Linked DNA regions of Homo sapiens: region 1 is linked to region 2. A link is an interaction called in ENCODE POLR2A ChIA-PET data of the cell type or tissue named here. Cell type or tissue: CD4-positive, alpha-beta T cell. All regions are shown on one strand. Links, peaks and the distances in the headings refer to the core of each region. The heading gives the core; the rest is flanking DNA.

Region 1 (12,340 bases), core at 5,784-8,283, 840 kb after region 2:
AGGCTGGAGTGCAGTGGTGAGATCTTGGCTCATTGCAACCCCCGCCTCTCGGGTTCAAGCAATTCTCCTGTCTCAGCCTCCCAAGTAACTGGGATTATAGGCGCCCACCACCACACCAGGCTAATTTTTATATTTTTAGTAGAGACAGGGTTTCACCATGTTGGTCAGGCTAGTCTTGAATTCCTGACCTCAGGTGATCCACCCACCTTGACCTCCCAAAGTGCTGGGATTACAGGCGTGAGCCACCACACCCAGCCTCAATGTTTTTTAGTATATTCACAGGATCGTATAACCATCACTACAAACTAATTTTAGAACATTATCATTCACCCCAAAAGAAACTTCATACCCATTACCAATCAATCCTCTTCCCTACTTCCCACCCTTAGTCCTAAACCACTAACCACTAACCCACCCTGTCTCCGTAAATTTGCCTATTCTGGGCATTTTATGTAAATGGAAGTATACAATATGTGTTCTTCTGTGACTTCTTTCACTTTGCATGTTTTCAAGATTCATCCATGTTGTAGCAGATATCAGTACTTGATTTCTTTTTATAGCTTCATAATATTCCATTGTGTGTATATACCATGTTTTATTGATCCACTCATCAGTTGACGAACATTTCGGTTGTTTCAACTTTTTAGCTGATATGAACACTGCTGCTATGAACATTTGTGTACAGGTTTTTGTGTGGGTGTACGTTTGCATTTCTCTTGAGTATGCTTAGGAGTGGAGTTGCTGGGCCATTTGGAAACTTTCCGTGTAACTTTTTGAGGATGTGTTAAATCGCATAGTTTTGTTATGATCCATTTTGAGTTAATGTTTATATAAGTGTACATTACATTGATTTTCTTTCTTTTATTCTTTTTCTTTTTCTTTTTCTTTCTTTCTTTTTTTTTTTTTTTTTGAGACAAAGTCTTGCTCTGTCGCCCAGGCTGGTATCCAGTGGCTTGATCTCAACTCACTGCAACTTCCATCTCCCAGGTTCCAGCTGAAGGGGTGGGTTGCCCCTCCACACCTGTGGGTGTTTCTCGTTAGGTGGAACGAGAGACTTGGAAAAGAAAAAGACACAGAGACAAAGCATAGAGAAAGAAATAAGGGGGCCCAGGGGACCAGCGTTCAGCATATGGAGGATCCTGCCAGCCTCTGAGTTCCCTTAGTATTTATTGATCATTCTTGGGTGTTTCTCGGAGAGGGGGATGTGGCAGGGTCATAGGATAATAGTGGAGAGAAGGTCAGCAGATAAACATGTGAACAAAGGTCTCTGCATCATAGACAAGGTAAAGAATTAAGTGCTGTGCTTTAGATATGCATACACATAAACATCTCAATGCCTTAAAGAGCAGTATTGCTGCCCGCATGTCCCACCTCCAGCCCTAAGGCGGTTTTCCCCTATCTCAGTAGATGGAACATACAATCGGGTTTTATACCGTGACATTCCATTGCCCAGGGACGGGCAGGAGACAGATGCCTTCCTCTTGTCTCAATTGCAAAGAGGCGTTCCTTCCTCTTATACTAATCCTCCTCAACACAGACCCTTTACGGGGGTGCGGGCTAGGGGACGGTCAGGTCTTTCCCTTCCCACGAGGCCATATTTCAGACTATCACATGGGGAGAAACCTTGGACAATACCTGGCTTTCCTAGGCAGAGGTTCCTGCGGCCTTCCGCAGTGTTTGTGCCCCTGGGTACTTGAGATTAGGGAGTGGTGATGACTCTTAATGAGCATGTTGCCTTCAAGCTTCTGTTTAACAAAGCACATCTTGCACAGCCCTTAATCCATTTAACCCTGAGTGGACACAGCACATGTTTCAGAGAGCACGGGGTTGGGGGCAAGGTTACAGATTAACAGCATCTCAAGGCAGAAGAATTTTTCTTAGTACAGAACAAAATGGAGTCTCCCATGTCTACTTCTTTCTACACAGACACAGTAACAATCTGATTTCTCTTTCTTTTCCCCACACCGGCGATTCTCCTGCTTCAGCCTCCCAAGTAGCTGGGACTACAGGTGCGTACCACCACGCCTGGCTAATTTTTTGTATTTTTAGTAGAGACGGGGTTTCACCACGTTGGCCAGGCTGGTCTTGAACTCCTCATGTCAATTAATCCACCCGCCTTGGCCTCCCAAAGTGCTGCAATCACACCCAGTGATTTTCAAGTACTGACCCAGCCTTGTATTACTGGGATAAAATTCATTTGGTTGTGACGTGTCATGTTATATATTGCTAAATTTGATTTGCTAAGATTTTGCTGAAGAATTTTTGCACTTATGTTCATGAAGGTTATTGATCTGTAGCTTTCTTTTCTCATGATGTCTTTATCTAGTTTTGTTCTTTTTCTTTTCTTTCTTTTTCTTTTTTTTTTTTTTTTTTGAGATGGAGTTTTGCTCTTGTTGCCCAGGCTGGAGTGCAGTGGCAAGATCTCAGCTCACCGCAACTTCTGCCTCCTGTGTTCAAGCAATTCTCCTGCCTCAGCCTCTTGAGTAGCTAGGATTACAGGCACCCGCCACTGCACCTGGCTAATTTTTTGTATTTTCAGTAGAGGCGGGGTTTCACCATGTTAGCCAGGCTGGTCTCGAACTCCTGACCTCAGGTGATCCCCCCCCACCTCAGCCTCCCAAAGTGCTGGGATTACAGGTGTAAGCCACCATGCCTGGTGTCTTTGTCTAGTTTTGATACAAGTGTAATGCTGGTTTCATAAAATGAGCTACAAAGTGTTGCCTCTATCTTCTGGAAGAGATTGTGAAGAATTGCTGCTATTTCTTCTTCAAATGTTTGGAAGAATTCACCAGTGAAATCATTTGACCTCAAGTTTTCCTTTTTGGAAGCTATGAATTAGATCTTTTAATAGATTCAGGACTATTCACTTTATTTCTCCTTGAATGAGTTCTGATAATTTGTGTCTTTCAAGGAATTGGTCCATTTTATCTAAGTTGTTGTATATGTGTGCACAGAGTTGTCCCTAGGATTCTCTATTATCCTTTTACTGTCTGTAAAAAGGGAAAGTAGTGATGTCCCCTCTTTCATTGTTTATGTCATTGTTTATGTCAGCAATTTGTGTCTTCTCTGTCTTTCTTGTTAAAGAATCAGTGTTTAATTTATTTTCTCTATTTTTCTGATTTCAATTTCATTGATTTCTGCTCTAAACTTTTTAAAAAATTTTTATTTATTTATTTTTTGAGACGGAGTCTCACTCTTTAGCCCAAGTTGGAGTGCAGTGCCGTGATCTTGGCTCACTGCAACCTCTGCTCCCGGGACTCAAGCGATTCTTGTGCCTCAGCCTCCTGAGTAGCTGGGACTACAGGCGCGCACCACCACGCCCGGCCAAATTTTTGGACAGGGTTTCACCATGTTGCCCAGGGTGGTCTCGAACTCCTGAGCTCAGGTGATCCGCCCACCTCGGCCTCCCAAAGTGCTGGGATTAGAGGTGTGAGCCACTGTACCCGGCTAAACTTTATTCTTTCATTCTGCTTGCTTTATTTTTGCTTTTCTTTTTCTAGTTTATTTAGGTGGATTATACTCCATTTTGGAGACCAAATAACCATAATACCAAATCCTGACTAAAATAGCACACACAAATTTAAAAAAGAAAAAAAAAAAAACAAAAACAGACAAATCTATAGGTGTAAAACTTACAAATAAAGTATTTTATTTAAAAAATCACATAAATAGTTAATAAGGCATTTTGGGAGACCAAGGCAGGCAGATTATGAGGTCAGAAGATCGAGACCATCCTAGCTAACACAGTGAAACCCCATCTCTACTAAAAATACAAAAAATTAGCCGGGCATGGTAGCAGGTGCCTGTAGTCCCAGCTACACGGGAGGCTGAGGCAGGAGAATCTCTTGAACCCGGGAGGCAGAGGTTGCAGTGAGCTGAGATCAGTGCCACTGCACTCGGTGACAGAGCAAGACTCTGTCTCAAAAAAAAAAAAAGTTAATATGGAAAAACAATATTTTAATATCAATAAATACTGAAAACCCACTGGCTCTCATTTAGCACAATTTAAAAAACAGGGTCCAGCCATGGTGGCTCATATCTGTAATCCCAGCACTTTGGGAGGCCAAGGTGGGCAGACCACCTGAGGTCAGGAGTTCAAGACCAGCCTGGCCAACATGGTGAAAACTTGTCTCTACTAAGAATACAAAAATTAGCTGGGCATGGTGGCGCACGCCTGTAATCCCACCTACTCGGGAGGCTGAGGCCGGACAGTTGCTTGAGCCTGGGAGGTGGAGGTTGCAGTGAGCCAAGATTACGCCACTGCACTTCAGCCTGGGCGACAGAGTAAGACTCCGTCTCAAAAACAAACAAACAAACAAACAAACAAACAAAACAAACCAGGGTCCTTGTAGCCTTCTCTGCTATGGGAGGCTACAATCTGTAACCAGAAGAGGGCCCTCAGCAGAACCTGACTCTGGCGAGGTTCTGATCCCTACCTTCTAGCCTCTGGAACTGTGAGAAATACATTTCTGTTGTTTATATTTAAAAAATGGGTAATGTGTTCCAGTTATTCAACAATCAAAACTATATTTAAAAGTGAAAAAGAAGTACAGGAAAGCCTCACTCTTACCCTTGCTTCCCCAGACAACTTTTAAATATAGTTTTGATTATTAAATGACTTTATTAGTTCCTATTTAGGCTTCCAGTGTGACACTATGCAAATATAAGCAAATATGGATATAATTCTCATTCTCCCTTACACAAAATACTCTGTGTACATATTTAATATATTTATATATACATACATACATACATTGTTCTTTATCTTGCATTTTTTCATTTAATAACATATCTTGGAGATATTTCCATTTCAATGAGGAAATTTTGCTTACTCTTCATTGGAGCTGCATACTATTCCACTATGTGGATATCTAGTTTACTAAGCCAGTCCTCTATTGACATACATTTGTGTTGTTTTCCATTTTTTACTAATGGAGACAATGCCGAATGTTTTCAAAGCACATGTGCAAGTGTATCTGTGGGATAAACTCCCAGAAATGGGGTGTTTGTCTTGGAAGGCAAGTGTATCTACAGTTTTGGTAGATGCTGTCAAATTGCTCTCCAAAGGAATTATTCTATTTTGTGCCTGCCCACAGCAGTCTGAGAATGCCTGTTTTTCCACAGCCTCACTAACAATGGGTTTTAAAACTTTTCAATTTCTGTAATCCCAGCACTTTGGGGGGCCGAGGCAGGCAGATCATGATCAGGAGATCAACAGTATCCTGACTAACATGGTGAAACCCTGTCTTTATTAAAAATACAAAAAATTTGCCAGGTATGGTGGCATGCATCTGTAGTCCCAGCTACTCAGGAGGCTGAGGCAGGAGAATCACTTGAACCCAGGAGGTCGAGGTTGCAATGAGCCGAAATCGTGCCACTGCACTCAAGCCTGGGTAACAGCGAGACTCCATCTCAAAAAACAAACAAACAAACAAACAAACAAAACAAACAGACAAAAAAAAACCTTTTCAATTTTTTGCTAACCTGATAGGTAGGAAATGGTGTCTCAGTATGGTTTTGATTTTCATTTCTCATATAATGAGAAAGGTAGAACACCTTTCCAAAAATTTAAGGATCATTTGTATCTCTCTCTGACAAGTCTCTTCATATTTTCCATGCTTTTTCTTCTTGATTTCTAAGAGCTCTTGATAAATAAGGCAATGGATCCCTTTGTCTGTAATATGAATTGCAAATATTTTCAACAGTTTGTAATATTTTACTCCATTTGTATTCTTCCTCTGGGAGCTGGTAAAGGGGAAAACCTCTCTTTTTTAAAGCCCTCCCTCTAGGTTTTTCTTTCCCATTCAATATTTATTCATACATTAATTTATTTGAGGAATTCAATAGAATATGGTTGAAAGCAGTGATTGGAAAAAAAAACCATTTCATAATCTTATATGCGCCATTGAGCTGACACTCTACAATAAACCAGTTACACTTACTTTTGCTTACTTTTGCTATTTGCCAAGCAATAGTATTGGGAAACATTCAAGATGGCTTGCAAAATCCTGAAAAGCATAAAATAGAAAATAAAAACCACTCATTGATACTATTAATATATTAGTGTCTTTCCAGGTTTTTCTTATATGTATGTATCTTTAACATCCTGCTATAACTTATGTACATTTACCTGTCATTAAAAATAATCCAAAAATATAATTTTTCTTGCTAGAGAATAATGAATCATATATAAATATTATAATTTACAGAAAAACATTTCTGTTATTGTAATGTAAAATTTTTCCTTTTTTAAAAAATACTAAAAATAACATGGTAATATATACCTTTTATACATCATTCATCTGATTATTTCCTTAATGTAGTTCTTAGATGTAAAATTTCTAAGTCAAATGGCAGAAACATTTTAAAGGCTTTTGATATATGTTGCCAAACTGTGTTCTGGACAGGATGCTGCCAAAGTATTCAGGGAAAATTTAATTCAGTGAAATGCATTTATTAGAAAATAAGAATAAATAAGCTCTAACTCAAGAAACTAGAAAAATAATTATAAACTTAAAAGAAGTTTATAGAAGAAGGCCAGGTGCAGTGACTCACATCTGTAATCCCAGAGGTCCAGGAGGCCAAGATGTGAGGATCACTTGAGGCCAGGAGATCAAGACCAGCCTAGGCAACATAGCAAGACCCTATCTCCAACAAAAAAATTTAAAAATTAGCCAGGAGTGGTGGTGTGCGCCTGTAGTCCTAGCTACTTTGTAGGCTGAGATGGGAGGATCCCTTGAGCTCAGTAGTTCAAGGTTACAGTGAGCTATGATCATGCCACTGCACTCCTGCCTAGGTGACAGGGAAAGAGCCTGTCTCTCTAAAAACTAAACAAACAAAAACACCCCAAAACAAACAAAAACACCCTAAAATAAGTAGAAGGATTTAGTAAAGATTTTAAAAATTAATAAAATAGAAAATAGCACCAAGAAAGAAGCATAATGTGTCCTGATTAGGAAAAACATAAAAAACTCATGCTTAGATACATTTAGTGAAATGGCAGGACATTTTTCTGCCTCTGAGGATTTTGCTAAACCTCTTTAAAGATAAAGAGATAATCTTGGCTGGGCGCAGTGGCTCATGCCTATAATCCCAGCACTTTGGGAGGCTGAGGCGGGCAGATCACTTGAGGTCAGGAGTTCGAAACCAGCCTGGCCAACATGGTGAAACCCTGTCTCTACTAAAAATACAAAACAGTTAGCTGGGCGTGGTGGTGCGCGCCTGTAATCCCAGCTACTTGGGAGGCTGAGGCAGGAGAATCGCTTGAACCCGGGAGGTGGTGGTTGTAGTGAGCCGAGATCACGCCATTGCACTCCAGTCTGGGTGACAAGAGCGAAACTCCATCTCAAAAAAGAAAGTAGAGTTCCCATATACCCTGCCCCCATACATGCATACCTCCCTCACTGTCAACTTCCTGTACCAGAATGGTACATTTGTTACAACTGCTGAATCTACACCCACACATCACTCAACATCCATAGTTAACACTAGGCTTCATTCTTGGTGTTGCACATTCTGTGGGCTTTGACAAATGTATAATGACATGTCTCCACCATCTTAGTATCATAAAGAATATTTCCCTGCCCTAACAATCTGTGCTTTCCCTACTCATCCTCCCTCCCCGCTAAACACTGGAAACCACTGATATTTTTACTTTCTCCATAGTTTTGCCTTTTCCAGACTGTCATATACCTGAAATCATACAGCACATGTAGCCTTTTAGTTTGGCTTCTTTCACTTAGTAATATGCATTTAAAGTTCCTCCATGTCTTTTCATGGCTTGATAGCTCATTTCTTTTTAGCGCTGAATAATATTCCTTTTTTTTTTTTTTTTTTTTGAGATGGAGTCTCACTCTTGTTGCCCAGGCTGGAGTGCACTGGCATGATCTCCACTCACTGCAACCTCTGCCTCCTGGGTTCAAGCAATTCTTCTGCCTCAGCCTCCCGAGTAGCTGGGACTACAGGCATGCACCACCATGCCTGGATAATTTTTGTATTTGTAGCAGAGACAGGGTTTCACCATGTTGGCCAGGCTGGCCTCAAACTTCTGACCTCAGGTGATCTGCCCGCCTTGGCCTCCCAAAGTGCTGGGATTACCAGCATAAACCACCACGCCCAGCTAATATTTCATTTTTTAAGAGAATACACTTAGTGAAATTCCATCCTACATTTTATTTTTAAGCATCTGTATTTTCTAAAATTTCTGTAGAATAAATATATTTTCAAATCTAATTTTTATAATTTGGTTTACATGTAAGATGATGTTACCAATTCAGACCTCATTCAAATGTCGCCAGTTTTTTTTTTTTTATACTTTAAGTTTTAGGGTACATGTGCACAACGTGCAGGTTAGTTACATACGTATACATGTGCCATGTTGGTGTGCTGCACCCATTAACTCGTCGTGTAACATTAGGTATATCTCCTAATGCTATCTCTCCCCCTTCTCCCCACCCCACAACAGGCCCCGGTGTGTGATGTTCCCCTTCTGGTGTCCATGTGTTCTCATTGTTCAATTCCCACCTATGAGTGAGAACATGCGGTGTTTGGTTTTTTGTCCTTGCGATAGTCTGCTGAGAATGATGGTTTCCAGCTTCATCCATGTCCCTACAAAGGACAGGAACTCATCATTTTTTATGGCTGCATAATATTCCATGGTGTATATGTGCCACATTTTCTTAATCCAGTCTATCATTGTTGGACATTTGGGTTGGTTCCAAGTCTTTGCTATTGTGAATAGTGCCGCAATAAACATATGTGTGCATATGTCTTTGTAAATGTCGCCAGTTTTATATGCACTAATTTGTGTGTGTATTTAGTTCTGTGCAATTTTATTACCTGTGTAGAATTGTGTAACAAAATAAGGAACTATTCTATCGTAAGGATTCTTTGTGCTACCCTTTTTACAGCCAGACCCATCTCACTTCCCACTTCCTCTCTCCAGTCCCTGGCAACCAATAATCTGTTCTGCATCTTGATAATTTTGTCATTTCAGGAATGTTATAGAAATTAAATCACACAGTATGTAACTTTTTGAGATTACCTTTCTTTACTTAGCATAATTCCCTTCAAATCTATCCAAATTGTTGTGTGAATCAATAGTTCATTCTTTTTATGCTGTGTAGAATTCCAAAGCATGGATATACTCCAGTTTGTGTATTCGCTAACTGAAGAGCATTGATTTGAGAAGGTTTTGATTTGACTGAGTGTTTTACACAATCGCAGTGACTGCCACATGTAAAACAGGCTGGGATGTGGAGAGTAGGAGGCTCTTCAAAATGAGAGAAAGGGAGGGGGAGACAGAGAGGCACAGTGGGTTAATTAGGGTAACAACAGTGGAAGTGGTGAGGAGTGGTTGGATTCTGAATGTACTTTGATAGTAGAGCTGACAGATTTGCTGACGGATTGATCTGGTGGTGAGAGAGAAAGAAAAATGGGGTGGCTCCAAGGTTTTTGGCCTAGGCAACTTGAAGGATGCAGTTTCCACTTTATTGTGAGAAAGAGAAGATAGAGGGAGAACAAGTTGGGAGAGAAAGGGGGCAAATCAAAAGACAGTGAGATAGTATTTTCCCCACTCTTCAGGTAGGTGAAGAATAAAAAGATTAGGAGTTGTGAGAGTGTGGAGAACGGGGATTCCCATGACAAGAATAGAAATTAATTCAAACTTCTCAGGGGGCAAATTTATAGTAGATATATAAATCTCTGATCCATCAATTCCTCTTCCAGAGATTTATCCTATAGAAATACTGGAACAAATACTCAAAAATATAAGTACAAGGATATTTATTTCAGGAAAGAAGGAAGAAAGGACAGAAAGAAGAGAGAAAGAAAGGAAGGAAGGAAAGAAAAAGAAAGAAGAAAAGAAAACAAATAGGGATGTAGAAACTTGGAGGGTTTTTTTTCAGGGGGTGGTGGGGGTCTTGCTCTGTCACCCAGGTCCAGTGCAGTGGCATAATTATAGCTTACTGAAACCTCAAACTCCTGGGCTCAAGCAATCCTCCCACCACAGCCTCCCAAGTAGCTGAGACTACAGGTATGTGCCAACACACCCAGCTAATTTTTAATTTTTTTGTAGAGACAGGGTCTAGGCTCCTAGGCTCAAGAAATCCTCCTGCCCTGGCCTCCTAAAGTGCTGGGATTACAGGAGTGAGCCACCACATCTGGCCCTGAAACTTGAGTTTTTACTTAGATAGAAGCATTTTATTTCTTCAGTCACGATTTGGAAATTCTGATATTTGAATCTCAAGCCCTAGCTTTGTTAAACACTTAAGAGTCCACAGCTTTTTACAACCAAGGAAAACAGAATTCTCCAAAGAGTAGTTGTCCTCACCCACTATGACCAGGTTGCCATAGATCTCCAGCATCACTTCTCTGTAAAGGCCCTTTGTGCATAGTCTAGTTGCCCCCATTCCTCTTTGGTGAAGTCCATGGCCACATCCTTGAATGTAACAGGTTCCTAAAACACCAATGAACAGGAATTCCTCTTCGGTGAGCAAGCATCTACAGCAATGCATGTGGTACACAGGGTCCACCTGGCAACACTGGGGGCGGTAGATAACCTCAGAGTTCGCCTCAAGCCATAAGAATAATTAAAAGAACAATTTAAAAAATGTAGAAAGATACATGTGTCATATGCAGAGGCTCACTAACCTTAATAATCTGAAGAGCTCTTAAACATCAGTCAGAAAAAGATAAAATGCTCTGGTTAAAAAATGGACGAATGGACAATGACCTGATAATTCCTAGAAGAAAAACAAATGGCCAATAAACAGACAAAAACATATGCTGCCTCACAAATCATCAAGGAAATGGACACTCAGGCTGGGCGCCGTGGCTCATGCCTGTAATCCCAGCAGTTTGGGAGGTCGTGGCGGGTGGATCACCTGAGGTCAGGAGTTCGAGACCAGCCTGATCAACATGGAGAAACCCCGCCTCTACTAAAAATACAAAATTAGCCGGGCATGGTGGCACATGCTTGTAATCCCAGCTACTCGGGAGGCTGAGGCAGGAGAATTGCTTGAAGGCGGGAGGCAGAGGTTGCAGTGAGCCAAGATCGCGCCATTGCACTCCAGCCTGGGCGACAAGAGCAATACTCCATCTCAAAAAAAAAAAAGAAAAAGAAATGTACATTCAGATAACAATGAGACATTATTTCTCTCAACCCATTGGGCAAAGATTAAGACTTATAATATTCATTAGTGAGGGTATGAGGAAACAGATACCCTCATATGCCGTTGGAAGGAGTATCAATTGTTATAAACTTTTTTTGGGGAGCAATTTGGCAATATTTATTAAACATCTTTTGACCCAGCAATTCCAATTTCAGAAATTCATCTTCATTAAGATAACTAATGACTTCCTTGCCACTAAATCCAATGGAAAGTTTTCAATCCTTTTTATACTTGATTTCTTGACATTATTTGGCCCTGTTGACTACACAGTCTTCCTCAAAACTCTTTCCTCTCATAGTAACCTGGTTTCCTCTCATAGTAACCTGGTTTTTCTCTTACCTCTCTGATCACTCTCAATCTCCTTTACTCATCAATGTTGGGGTTCCCCAGGTTGGAACCTAAGCCCTCTTCTTACTCTACTTACTCCTCCTATGTGATGTCATCTATTCGTATAGCTTCAAATGCCATTTGAATGCTGACAACTCAAATGTACACTTGCAGCTGAGACCTCAAGCCAGACAGTTACAGACCCAAGTACGTGCCAGATGAATATCCAGTTTGAAACACAGTGCCTGACTTAGAATAGGTAATCAATAAATATCTACCCAATGAAACAAACACCTACTTGGATGTCTCAAAGGCATCTAAATTAACATGCTAAATTCCAACTTTATCTCCTGCTTTTCTTTCATGTTTAGGAAATGATCAGGAAATTGAGTTCAGGAAATCATACCTCCAACCACCAAAATGTTTAAGTCAGAAAAATATGAGTCATCCTTGATTTCTTTTTCTCCCTCCTCCCTCACATCTGCTCCATCACTAAATCTAAATATCTCTTTGCTGGGTGTGGTGGCTGACGCCTGTAATCCCAACACCATGAGAGGCCCAAGTGGGAAGATCATTTGAGCCCAGGAGTTCAAGACCAGCCTGGGCAATATAGGGAGACTCCATCTTTACCAAAAAGAAAAAAAATAAGGCCAGGCGTGGTGGCTCATGCCTGTAATCCCAGCACTTTGGGAGGCCGAGGCAAGCAGATCACCTGAGGACGGGAGTTCGAGACCAGCCTGACCAACATGGAGAAACCCCATCTCTACTAGAAATACAAAATTATCTGGCTGTGGTGGTGTATGCCAGCTACTTGGGAGGCTGAGGCAGGAGAATCACTTGAA
Region 2 (12,340 bases), core at 3,636-6,135:
CAACAGGGAACAAGGCAAATGGCCCAATCGTTCCAAAAGCCCCATCCGAAGCCCTGGAAATGATACAGGACACGTCTGTCCTATTTCACTTTCCATCACAAGTCACACTCATCTCTGAGGGGAGGGAAAGTACAGTCCTACTCATACCCAGAAGATAGGGAGCAGGACGTATTTGGCAGAAAGCACTAACGCCCACCATGGATAGATTCATGAATCAGTACCAGGAAGACAAATAAAATAGCGTAAGGAGAGGGAGGGCTGATACTTATTGAGATGAGGGCCTGGCTGAGTCCCCCTGGGAAGGTGACATTGGAGCAGATATGTAAATAAAGTCAGGGAGCAATCCTGTAAGAAGAGCCTGGAAGGAGGAGCAAGTGCCCTGGGGCGGGCGGAGAGTAAGGAGATCAGTAGGCTGGAGCAATGGGCCAGTGGGAAGGACAGGAGAAAGAGGCATTTGAAGGGGAGATCATGAGGGCACGTGGTTGGCCACAGTGGGGCTGGGCTTTCCACGAGTGAAATAGGATTCGTCTGTTGTCACAGGGTGGCTGGGGGAAGCAGCACTGTTCGTGAATAAATGCACAACTGCTACGCCCCTCACTAGTTGTGTGACCTTGGGCACATCACTTAACCTCTGTGAGCCTCAGCTTCCTCACCTGTAAGTCGGGGGTTATAAGAGGGGCCACCTCCCAGGGTTATTGAGATGATAAAATACTTAGAACAGGACCTGCCATTTCATGAGTACCATAAAAACATTCGCTATTACTACTATCACTTTCCCCCTCTGCCTGGGGACGTCCTTCCCTTCTCCTCTTTCCTCTCTCCCGGTTACCAGTTACTGGTAACCAGCCTCCATCTCTAAGATTCAGTTTTGGATCTTATCTTCCCTGTCTTGCGTCTCAGAGCCCGAGAGACCTGAGTCCCTCTCCATCTCTCAGTCCCTGTGATCCTCCTCAAGCCTCAGCTTCTGCATCTGCTAAATGGGATCTATCCCCCCACCCCCCACCGCCGCCGACCTGACTGGGCTTTGAGGAGGCCGAGCTCACAGTTGAGCTCAGCTGGGTGCTCCCCGTGTGGCTGCTGGGTGGATTCCTGGCTGCCTGGGCTCCCCTCCCCCACAGGAGGCTGGGGAAACTGGGGGCCCCTCCTCTACACTCACCCACCCCAGCGCTGGCAGCCAAGCGCTCCTGTTGGCATGAGCTGGCGCCTCACCCAGGAGGGGAGAGCAGCTGCGGGGATGGTGGGAGAATTCCTCCCGCTGCTGGATTTGTCAAACAATTGATTAAAGACAATGCAATTAATTATTCCTTGATGAAATAGTGGAAATTACCCAAGAAAATGAAGATTTCAGCAGCAGAACATTAAACCCCTCTAATTATGTCATTTCTGAAAAAGGGAGAGGGGGATAAAATGGATGGAAATGGTGGGACAGAGGGAGGAAAAGAAGTTTTAAAATAGATGGGTTGACCCTGGGGGCTCCATGCAGGGTGAACATGAGAAGGATGGATGGAGCCACAACCCTGGATCTCCACCATACTGTTCACAAGGAAAGTCTGCCATGACAGAGCTCTTTCAGGGGACTAGAAGATGCCTGGAAAGCCAGACATTGGGATACTTGCCTGGGGTGCATCAGTTCATTATCCTCACTACTGAATCCCAGTGCCTTGTTCCTTTCTGTGAGACAACAGGGCTCAGAGAGGTGGCATGATTTGCCCACGGAGGTACAACTCTAACCAGTAGAGACAGGACTTGAACTCAGATCTAACTCCAGGAATTGTGCTTTTAAACCCCACCTGGTTGGAGTCCACAGCAGTAGGCACTGCGGAAGCCCTTGGCAGAAGCTGCTCTGACAGCCAGCTCCCCAAGGGTCTCAGTGGCCCACTGAACCTCAGGGCTGGGCATGGGGCGTAGGTGACTGCCAGGTGCTGACATCTCTGCCAATGCCGACGGAGCCTGAGGCCCCCTGGGAAGGGATCTTTCTAGCCCTCTGTCCTCTATGATTTTTCTGGATGTGCTTTTGCAAGGCAGGGAGGGGTGGCGAGTGGGATCTGTCCAAGACTTGGCCCAGCCATCTCTCCCAGGGAGCCCCAGATACTCCGCTGAGCCCAGGAGAAGAGCTGAAGGCCTAGATTCTAACCCGCCTCTGCCAGGAGTATAGCTGCAGCATCGCCTTAGGAAGTTCACTTGCTTTCCTGGGCCTCAATCTCCCTATCTGTAACAGAGGCTATTGGACCATTAGATATATTGGTCCATTTGTGAATACGGGACCCAGCCTGCCCCAACTTCGAAGGTGAACTCAGGTCCAAGAAGCCAAAATCAGCTCTAGAGTGGGCAGGGGGAGAAGAGGAAAAAGGGAGAGCCACCTAGGGCCAGTGGAGGAGTGGCTGGGGGATTTGGGGGCTGGATGGAGGAGCAGGGAGGGAGCCGAAAGGAGCCCTGTGGGGGGCAGTGGAAGGGGAGAGGCAGCCACCCCAGGATCCCTCCTAGTTTAGGCTCAGTCCTGGGAGGAAACAGGCGAGGAGTAGCGGGAGGGCGAGGGGCCTGGAAAGGGGTTAAATCGCCACCTCTTCAGGACACCCACCGAAGGGACCAGCTTACGGGAATGGCTGGCCCTAATAGGGCCAGATGGGAAAGCCCCTTGATTCTTCCTCAGCACCGCCCAAGATGCTTCTTCACAGCTTGCTCTTGTGGGTCCTGCTCCTGGGGCAGATCCCATCATTTTTCTGGGCACTCTCAGGCACTGTCAATTTCATTTTGATGAGTTAGAATTTCCAATCTCATCTAGCATCAAAACTTCAATGTCTCATTCAATCTAAAGAGTCCTTCCTCTCTCTAGCCCAGGCCTGGCTACGGCTGAGAAAGCTGAGGTGATGGGGCTGGGAGGCCTGGTCCTCCAGGAAGCTTAGGGCTTAGGGGTCCTCTCTGCAGAGCACTCCTTGTGGGACCTCTGCAGAGCCCCTCACTGAGATTCTCAACCGGCATTTCCCTGACGTGGGCAATGGGTCTGCAGCAGAGATCACCCCACTGTTCCTGCCCCAGCTCCTGTTTCTGGGGTTCTCTCCACTCAGACTCCAAGAAGTCACCTCGCAAGGCAGGTAGAACCTTCTGTGCAGTGTGCCTCGTCCACTCTGACCCACGGATACTCTGACCCGTGGAAGAACCTGGGCTTGGTGGAGTCTGGGCTCCAAGCCACCACCCCCATCTAGACTCTTTTCAAGCCAGGGGCAAATTCTAGGGAACACTTCTGTCAGCTTTTGCCAGTGTTTCTCCTGAAGCACCACCCCTCACCCAAATTAAGGTGGGAGTAGTTAGGGGGGCACACCCCACCCCTCCCCAGGTAGAGCATACTGACCAAGGAATCCTTGTTGTCTTTCCCCTCCCCACACTTGTCACTCTCGCCTACCTTAAGGTAGCATAGAAGTGTGTGCCATGGGCCACACCAGCTTGAGGTCATCAGTCTTGCGAGGCCTGAAGAGATCTGCCTCTCACTTTAGAACATGGGGGTTTGGGGCACCAATGACTCTCAGAGGCAATTCCAAATGAGCAGTGTTCCATTCGGACGTCCCGTTGTGAATGCAAACCACTGCTCTTCCTGCTAACTCAGACTCCTTCTTTGGCCACATCCCGGTCCCTGTCACCTATCCTAGGCCCAGCCCCAGCCCTCTCCCTGGGACAGGACAATAGCCCCATATGCACTGTTGAGCAACACCTCACCTCCCCTCCAGCCATCTCAAAGTTCCTGGGCAAGGGAATGTGGCCTGGAGCAGGGCCGAGACCCGCCAGGGTCTCACAGCCTGCTCTAGAACTGTGACCCAAACCCAGGCACCAGAATCGCAGAGCAGCGCTCCTTCCAGGGGCTCGCCCCCAGCCTTCACCTCTCTGGTAGGGGTGGGCTGACTAGATGGAGGGGCTGAGCAGGGAGGAGTCCCTCCCTCTCTAAGGCAGCAGCAAGGGTTCCAGCAAGAACAAGGTTGGGAGCCAGGTGGACCTGGGTTTGAATCCTTGTGCTGCCACTTTCCAGCTGTCATTTCTGAAGCACAGTCTCCCCTCTGTAAATGGGATATGGTGACACTCAGCCACAGGGCTGCTGGGAAGACTGACTGAGAGAAGGTCCCAGCCAGGCTCTGGCACAGAGCAGGTTAGCTCCCTCAGGACCCTCCCGCGAAGAGCCCCTCCTCCCTCACTAGGCTCTGTTCCAAGACCAGAGACCAATTTTCTGACTGCACTGGGTCTTGAACTTCCCATTTATGCCAAGGAAAGAAAGGCTGTGGTGTGCTGAGGGCCCTGGGAGAGTCTTTGGAACCGGGGTGGGGGCGTAGCCTAGATGGGAAGGGCTGCTCTTCCTACCCATCTGCTCCCAGACCCCTCCCACCAGGGACGGCACTCCAGCCCCTCCCCCAGCTCCCAGCACAGATGGCAGGAAGGAAATGCCAAGGCACGGAGGCAGGGAGGGGCCACCCAGCCCCCAGCGGCTGCAGCCCTTGCCAAGCTTCCCACAGGAGGAAGAAACAAGCCCCCTCCCTCGCCTATGGCACTGCCCCTCAGAGAGCCACAGCCCACTGATGCCCTGGTGCCTCGCATCCTGTTGTCATGGTAACCAGGACTAGCTGACGTGCCGACAGGCAGACCAGGAGCTGCTGCCACATGAATCACTTGAACTTGATGTGACAGACACAGGCAGGCGGGCTGCACAGGGGTAGAGGGAGGTGGTGCCCTGTAGGCAGGGATCCTGGTTGGGCAGGGGGAGTTCGGCTGAGTCCCTCCAATCATGACAGGCTTAGGGGCACCAGAAACCTGTGAGACCCCAGAAGTTCCCACTGAAGGCAGAGCCCCTTGGACCAGCCATGCATGAGTCCCCTCCAAGCTCCCATTTCCTCATTTATAAGATTGGGAGAATGAACTGAGTGGGAAACATCAATTAAAATAACGGGCATGGGCTTGCTTTGTAAATTCAAACGTGACACAAATGCTGGCTGTTCTGGAAAGCACAGAGGCTCTCTCCTCACACACACCCGGGCTTCAGACCCCTTGCTGCTATTTGTTGGTTCTGTGCCAGCCCCAACTTTCTGTTCTGTGGAATGGGGATAATTTGCCTCCCTGCCTGGTTTCAACTACTCACTTAGTCATGCAATAAAAATTCTCAAACCCATCTATGTACCAAGTGCTATGTTAGGAACAAGGCTGACCCATTTCCTGCCCTCACTGAGCTTACATTCTAGTGAGAGGGGCAGACTCCAAGCAAGGAAACAAACAAAATAACTTGGGTTGTAATGATGCTGTGATGAATACAAACAAGAGACAGGGTCACAGAATAACTGGGGAGAAGGCTTACTTTAGGAAGGAGGATCGGGATGGACTCTGTGAGAGCTAAGCAAAGAGAAGGAGCTGGACTCTCCGTGAGGGGAGAGAGCTCCAAGCCCAGGGAAGGACAGGGCCAGTGTCCTGGGGAGGGAGAAAAGGGACTGTGTTGGAAGTACAGGAGGGAGACCACCGTGGATTTAGCAGGGCAAATGGGTGTGTGTGAACGGGAGGTTTTATTCCAGATGCAATGGGAGGTGGAAAGTCTTGGCACTTTAAGAAAAGAAGCAATGTGATTTGATCTCCATGGGCATGCTGAGGACACTTGTGCTGGCTTGTGGAGAATGCACGTGCTCAGGGAACAGCCCAGGTAGAAGTCACGGCAGAGGTTCAGAGCCGCGATGAGGATGCTGTGAGCCCAGGGCAGTGACAGAGATGGAGAGAGGTGGTCAGATTTGAGATAATTTAGGGAGACAGAATTGCCAGGACTCATTCATGGCCTAGACATGGATGGTAAAAGAAAGGGGAGAGTGTGACATCTGGGTCTCTGATTGGTTGTGGTGCCTATTTCTTTTTTCCTTTTTTTTTTTTTTTTTTTGAGACAAGGTCTTGTTGTTGTGTCACCCAGGCAAACACAGCAGTGGTGCAAACACAGCTCACTTCAACCTCGACCTCCCGGGCTCAAGCAATTCTCTCACCTCCACCTGCTGAGTAGCTGGGACCACAGTCAAGCACCACCATGCCTGGATTTGCTTATTTTTATCTTTATTTTTTAGAGATAAGATTTCACTAAATTGCTCAGGCTGGTCTTGAACTCCTAGGTGCAAGCAATCCTCCCGCCTCGGCCTCCCAAAGTGCTGGGATTAGAGGTGTGAGCCACCGTGCCTGGCCTGGTGCCTACTTCTAAGATTGGGAAACAGGAGTGATTTGTGAATCATCTTTAAAGATGGGACTTTAGCCTATGGGACTTCTCTCTCCAGGGGAGGAACATTCATTGGCTGCCCTTTGCCTTCACTCTCTGGAGGGTTGCCCTGGCCACTCTGGAAGAAATGTATGGAAAGGCTATATGGCAGGGAACCCGATCAGAACTCTGGTTTTTAAGTGACAGAAACACTACTCAGCCTCCCATAGGCACGAAGAGGGATTTACTGGCTCACAGAATCCATGGAACTAACCCACAGGAATGGCCCAGAGAGCAGCTCCTCTAGAGTCTCTCCAATGCCAGTTCATCCTTCCCAGCTGCAGACCCGCTTCTTCCCCAAGCCAGGACACATGGCCACAGTCCCTTAGATTTTTTTGAAAATCAGAATCAAATTTTATCTTAAACTTTTTCTCTTCAATAGGGCCGACCTGGCCACCTTTGGCCTAAAAATGTGAAGAAATGTGATAATGTATAGTTTGTGAAGAGGGAAAAGACTACCCCAGAAATCCATATATTAAAAAAGAAAGATGTACTAATCTAAAAACTATTCACACACAAAAGCAATGAAATTCCTTTGAAACAGGAAAAAGGAAATATGGAAAAATTCATAATGGCATCCTCTCAATTTGTATATGATTATAGGATATAAAAGAAAGACATTCTCTTGCATTTCCAGTCCAAAAACTTGGAGAACTTTAATTGGCGGGGCTTCAACCATGTGCCCCTCTTGGGCCAATCAGCTGTGGCCAGGAGTGGGGTTCCTATAAGAGCCTGGCAGCTCACACTATGACCACAGGGCTGGAGGGGGCTGGGATGGGCTGTGATTCCCAAGAGAAGGGAAGGGTGCTGAGCAGATAATGTCCCTAGTGTTCCTTATACGCCTTGAGTGTCAGCTGAAGTTCTGACTAGAGAGATGGAACAAAACCATGAGAACAAGGAAAAGTTTGCAGAAGGGTGGAAAACTCAGTAACTTGTCATTTGGAGGTCCAGGAGGGGCAGCCAGAGAAGAGTTTGTGACCCCCAAAAGGCATCCAGTGAGAACAGAGGATTAAACGCATTGTCTTGACAGAGAAAAGAATATAGCTTCAGCAGCGTCCAGGTGTGGGGTGGTGGGGTGGTGAGATGGTGGGATGGTGGGGTGGTGGGGTGTGGGGTGGGGATCTAACTGAGCTTAACTATAACATCTGGTGAAAGTGTGAGGATGACTCCGATATGCCCAGAGCCTGGGGTTACCAGGATATGCCTGCTGATTGGAGTTGAATTGTCAAAGCATACAAAAGTAAAGGATAGTCCATTGCTTTCGGAAGAGTGAAAGGGTCTTGCTAGGCTCACTAGCTGTATAACTTTGGGCAAGTTAGATTTCACATCTCCAAGCCTCCATTTGCTTGGGTTTAAAGTGATGAGTTGCCCGGGCATGATGGCTCACACCTGTAATCCCAGCACTTTGAGAGACGAACGTGGGAGAATCGCTTGACCCTAGGAGTTTGAGACCAGCCCGGACAACACAGTGAGACCCCATCTCTACAAAAAATAAAAAATAAAATGATGGGTGTGCAAAATGAAATAACATATAAATATGATTGCCTGTCTCTTAAGGTTGAGTGAAGATTAGAAGAGAAAATGTATCTAAAACACCTGCTACAGGTTGGGTGCAGTGGCTCATGCCTGTAATCCCAACAATTTAGGAGGCCAAATTGGGAGGATCACTTGAGCACAAGAGTTCAAGACCAGCCTGGGCAACATGACGAGACCCCCTCTCTACAAAAAATACAAAAATTATCTGGGTGTGGTGAAGCTCACCTGTAGTTCCATCTACACGGGAGGCTGAGGTGGGAGGATCAATTGAGCCTGGGAGGTGGAGGCTGCAGTGAGTCATGATCATGCCACTACACTCCAACCTGGGTGACAGTGAGACCCTGTCTCAAAAAAAAAAAAAAAATACCAAAAACAAAACAAAACAACAACAAAAAAAACACCTGCTACAAAGCCTGAGAGCCAGGAACTTAGTAAGTGCTCAGTAATGTTATCTGTTATTTTCATCACTGCTACAAAAGTGTATGGAGGGGATAGGTCTCTTAACTTCTGAGTGCCAATGAGAGAACAATCTCAAATACAAGAGGCTTTAATATGTGGTCAATGACTCTACCCTGGGCAACAGTAATAGAAGCTCTATTATCTGATCATCTGTTCTGTACCAGGCACTTTGCTAAGTCCTTTACTATATTTTCTCATTTAATCCACACGACAGTGATTAGTGATAGTGTATCAGTTAGCTTTTGCTGCATAACAAATTACCCCAATGTTTATAGCTAAAACAACCACTGCTTATTAAGCTCATGATTCTGTGGTTTGGAAATTCAGCTGAGCTCTTCTTCCGGCCTTTGCTGGGCTCACTCATGCATCTGCAGTCAGCTGCTAGTCAGTTAAGTGGCTCTGCTTCTGGGGGTTGGCTGGCTGACATCTGCATGCTGAGGGTGACTGAGCCGTACATTTCTCTTCATCCAGCAGGATAGCCCATGCTTGTTCACACAGCAGCTGGGCAGGGCTCCAACAGAATGGAGGAAAGCATACAAGGCCTCTTTAGGCTTGGGCTCAGAACTGGCTCTGTCACTTCCACCACATTCTGTTGGCCAAAGTAAGTCCAAGATCATCCTAGATTCAAGGCAATGAGAGAAGTTGCCAAATTTTACTGCCATGAGGCGCACTCAGGGAGGGATGGGGAATTGTGGCGACTTTTGCAATCTACCACTGATAGGTACTAATATCACTGCCATTTTCCCTGTGAGAAAAATCAAGCCTCACGGAGGTAAAAATGGCCTGACCAAGTTATGCAGGTAGAGCATGGCAGACATGTGAACCCCAGGGTCTCAGGCTTGACTACATGGTGACATTCAGACTTCATTCTCTTAGGGGAAGCTGGCAGGCTCTCGTCTGTCACAATCCAAAACAACCCAATTTTATAGGCATCAGCGAGTTTGGCTGAGATGAAGACGAGGCAGGAACAGATAAAAAGTTGGGTCTAAAGCAGGTCAGGACCCGGGGGCTCAGACAGAGCCTGCAGCCATGGCGAGGTTCAGTGACACAGACCTCAGCCTGCCTCACCAAGGCACAGAACTAAACTTCATGGACCAGAGCTGACCCTCTTCCAGGCAGAAACCTTGCCTGGGCCTCAGGCTGGCAGGGTCCCACCAGGAGCCCATGGTGAGGGAGCTGCCTCCGGTGTTGGCTGCTGGGCTCCCAGCCCATGGTGGTGACAGCGCAGGCAGAAAGATCAAAGAGGTGCCACAAGGTGAAGTAGAAGATCTGTCCTCTCCAAAGAGCTCTGAAATCATCTCTGCCTGTAGGGAAGTGAGCAGAGGGGCACGGGGGGTCTGCGATGGGACTGCCCCACTTCCTCACCTCCGCTACGACCGGCCCCTCCCCCACAGAGACACCAGAGCCATGAGCACAGCTGTGCCCAGCCAAGCTGCCGGGTGCCAAGACGGGCCTGGCGGGCTCCGTCTCATCTGTCTCTCTTTAGCAGGAACAAATGGGAATGAGGGAATCAATTAACAAGGCTCCTTAGCCAAAGGACTGCTGCTCCCTCCTTCCCTAGCCTGTTAACCCTTTGCTTCCAGGGCTGGGAGGGCTGCCCTGGTGTGCTGGCCATGCTGGCTTCTGTCTTCTCTGTGCCAGATGCCCATGGCAGCTGCCAAGCTGAGGAACCAGAGCCAGAAACGCAAGCACCTCTATTCCACCCGGCGGAATTTGGGGTCAGCCTTGAAGCATACTCAGGACTCTGGCCCACAGGCAGGCCTGGACTTTTTTTCTCTCTCTAGAGACCTAGGATCCTCTCCTGGCTCAAAAACCTCTGAACAGAAGAGACAGGCCTAACAGTGGCCTTCAGACCGGGATGGTAGGTCACAGCCGAGCCCTACATGGGCCTCACACTGGATCTGGGAAAGACAAGGGCCCAGGGGACAGGGCAAGATGCATCCAGCCACGTTCAGAAAGCCCTGACAATTCTAACTTCAGAAGCAAATGGTCAAATTTGCTAAGAATGCTCTCTGGGGAATTCAGAAAGGCAACTATGAGGGCCTGGAAGTCCTGGGTTGTCAGGAGCCTTAGGTTGGAGTCCCTAGCTCAATAGCTGATGTGGCCTTATGACATTCTGAGTTATTAATTAATAGGCCACTCTTTCTCCCACCAACTCTCACCAAACGACTTTACTTGCTCCCCAAGGGTCTTTCCCAGCCTTGGAAGTAAGGCCATCAGTCTTGAGCCTGCTACATTACACAACACGGGGGTGCCATTCATAGCCTGCTCCACCATACACAGTGACACTGGGGTCACCCCTGCATGGAACAAAAGAAACAAAAGTGTGTACTGTTGGCCTTTTACGTTCAAAAGATACTCTTCTAAGTTAAGACCAAAAAAAAAAAAAATTGGATGCAGCTTGCATTGAGAGTGCTACCCACAGATTCCACATCCCTGCACTCTAGACTGGATAAAAGACTCCAAAGCCTGAAAGAAGGTGAAGAAAGGGATGAGACAGACAGGTCAGAGGGAGGACCACATACTGAGCTGCACCCAGAAGCTCCAGTGGTTTCCAGAGCCAGGGAGCCACATGGGAACCAAGTGTGCCCAATGACAAGGCTCACTCCACACAGCTGAGTGAGCTCTGTGGCCCAGCCAGGGCCTGGGACAGGGACATATGTCAGTCCGTTCATTCATCCATCCATCCACTCATTACAAAAATGGACAGTGAGTGCCTACTGTATGTCAGACACTATTCTGGGCAGAGTGAACAAGCAGACAAGGGCCTGGGCCTTGGGCAGTGTGAGGATGAGGACCACTCAGTGACTGAAGCTGGCTATTCGCCAGTCATCCAGCAGAAGAGAGGTGGTCTGTGCCCTGAATCCTGGCTCAGTGCCCACCGGGATTATCCAATGGGCAGAGCCCCCTCCTGCCCCTCTTCAGCACCCTAGTACACTTGTTGTGAGCCCCCTGTGTAAGTGTGGGGCCCTAGACAAGCAGAGAGATGACAAGGAAGGGTGGGGGAGAGATGTGGGAAGGTGGAGCTAGTTGGGAGACTGCCCAGTCAACAAAACATGTGCTGAAGCACCCTAAGGTGCTCCAGTACAGGCAGGGGATAGCTGGACCTCCCTCCCTTGTTCTCAGCATGTTTGCCTTTCTCTTTTCCTACTGCAGAGGAGTATCCAGCCTGCTGAAAACTCCAGAGGCTCACCTTGACCCTAAATTCAAAACTCAAGCCAGGACCGAGCGCGGTGGTTCACGCCTGCAATCCCAATGCTTCGGGAGACTGAGGCGGGCGGATCACAGAAGTTGGAGACCAGCCTGGCCAACATGGAAAAACCCCGTCTCTACTAAAATTACAAAAATTAGGCATGGTGGCACATGCCTGTAATCACAGCTACTCCGGAGGCTGAGGTGGGAGAATTACTTGAACCCGGGAGGCGGAGCTTGCAGTGAGCTGAGAAGGCACCACTGCACTCCAGCCTGGGCAACCTAGTGAGATTCTGTCTAAATAAAATAAAATAAAATAAAATAAAATAAAATAAAATAAAATAAAATAAAAAAAACTCAAGCCAGGGCTTCTGATTGGCCCAGTGTGAATCACGTGTCCTTCACTGAGCCAATCAACATTGCCCAGGAGGGTAGGCTCTGTAAACGATGGCAGCTCCCATTCTAAAATCAGGGTTAACATGGGTTGAAAATGATTCCTTGTAGACAAAACCACAGATATCCACACCAACCTTGGGCATATAGAGATACATGGAGCCTCACTTTTCTGACCTGTAAAATGGAGCTAACTATTGTGCCAACCTCACTGGGCTGTCTCAAGGGTTAAAGTAGATAAACAAGTGTGCTTGGCACACTTTACAGATATTCGAGAAATGGAAGGCAAGTGTGATTTAGGACCTCTCTGGCGTCAGTCAACCCCTCTCTAAAATGGATGTCCTGCTCGATCTCCCCAACCCTGATGTCCCAGGATCCCATGGCCCAGGGCCTCCGTGCAGGTGGTGAGTGACCACAGACCTTCCTCTCAGAGATCTAGTGTCCTCCGTCTATTCCTGGGAACTGAAATCTCCTCCTGCTGCTCTTCCCCTCGCCAAGGAATGT

What was found. Peaks named below come from ENCODE experiments on the same cell type or tissue, not always from the same donor. Only the 100,000 strongest peaks of a DNase experiment are listed, where the experiment ranks them.
Region 1: POLR2A ChIA-PET joins it to region 2 with 6 read pairs; 2 of 35 experiments call an interaction of 5 or more read pairs at or near these places.

What each region holds. Positions count from the first base shown.
Region 1 is chr1:40,561,650-40,573,989 of GRCh38, reverse strand. It overlaps LOC105378673 (a long non-coding RNA gene), which reads right to left and starts at 10,801. Exons shown (of 3, transcript XR_947235.2): 1 at 10,331-10,801; 2 at 5,943-6,008; 3 at 5,424-5,674. In CD4-positive, alpha-beta T cell, for the core only: no CTCF peak of the experiment used is centred there; no DNase peak of the experiment used is centred there.
Region 2 is chr1:41,396,698-41,409,037 of GRCh38, reverse strand. No RefSeq gene overlaps it. Among named protein-coding and RNA genes, the nearest start is that of FOXO6-AS1, 27 kb to the right of the region's middle. In CD4-positive, alpha-beta T cell, for the core only: no CTCF peak of the experiment used is centred there; a DNase peak (open chromatin) is centred at 4,597; H3K27me3 peaks cover 731 bases.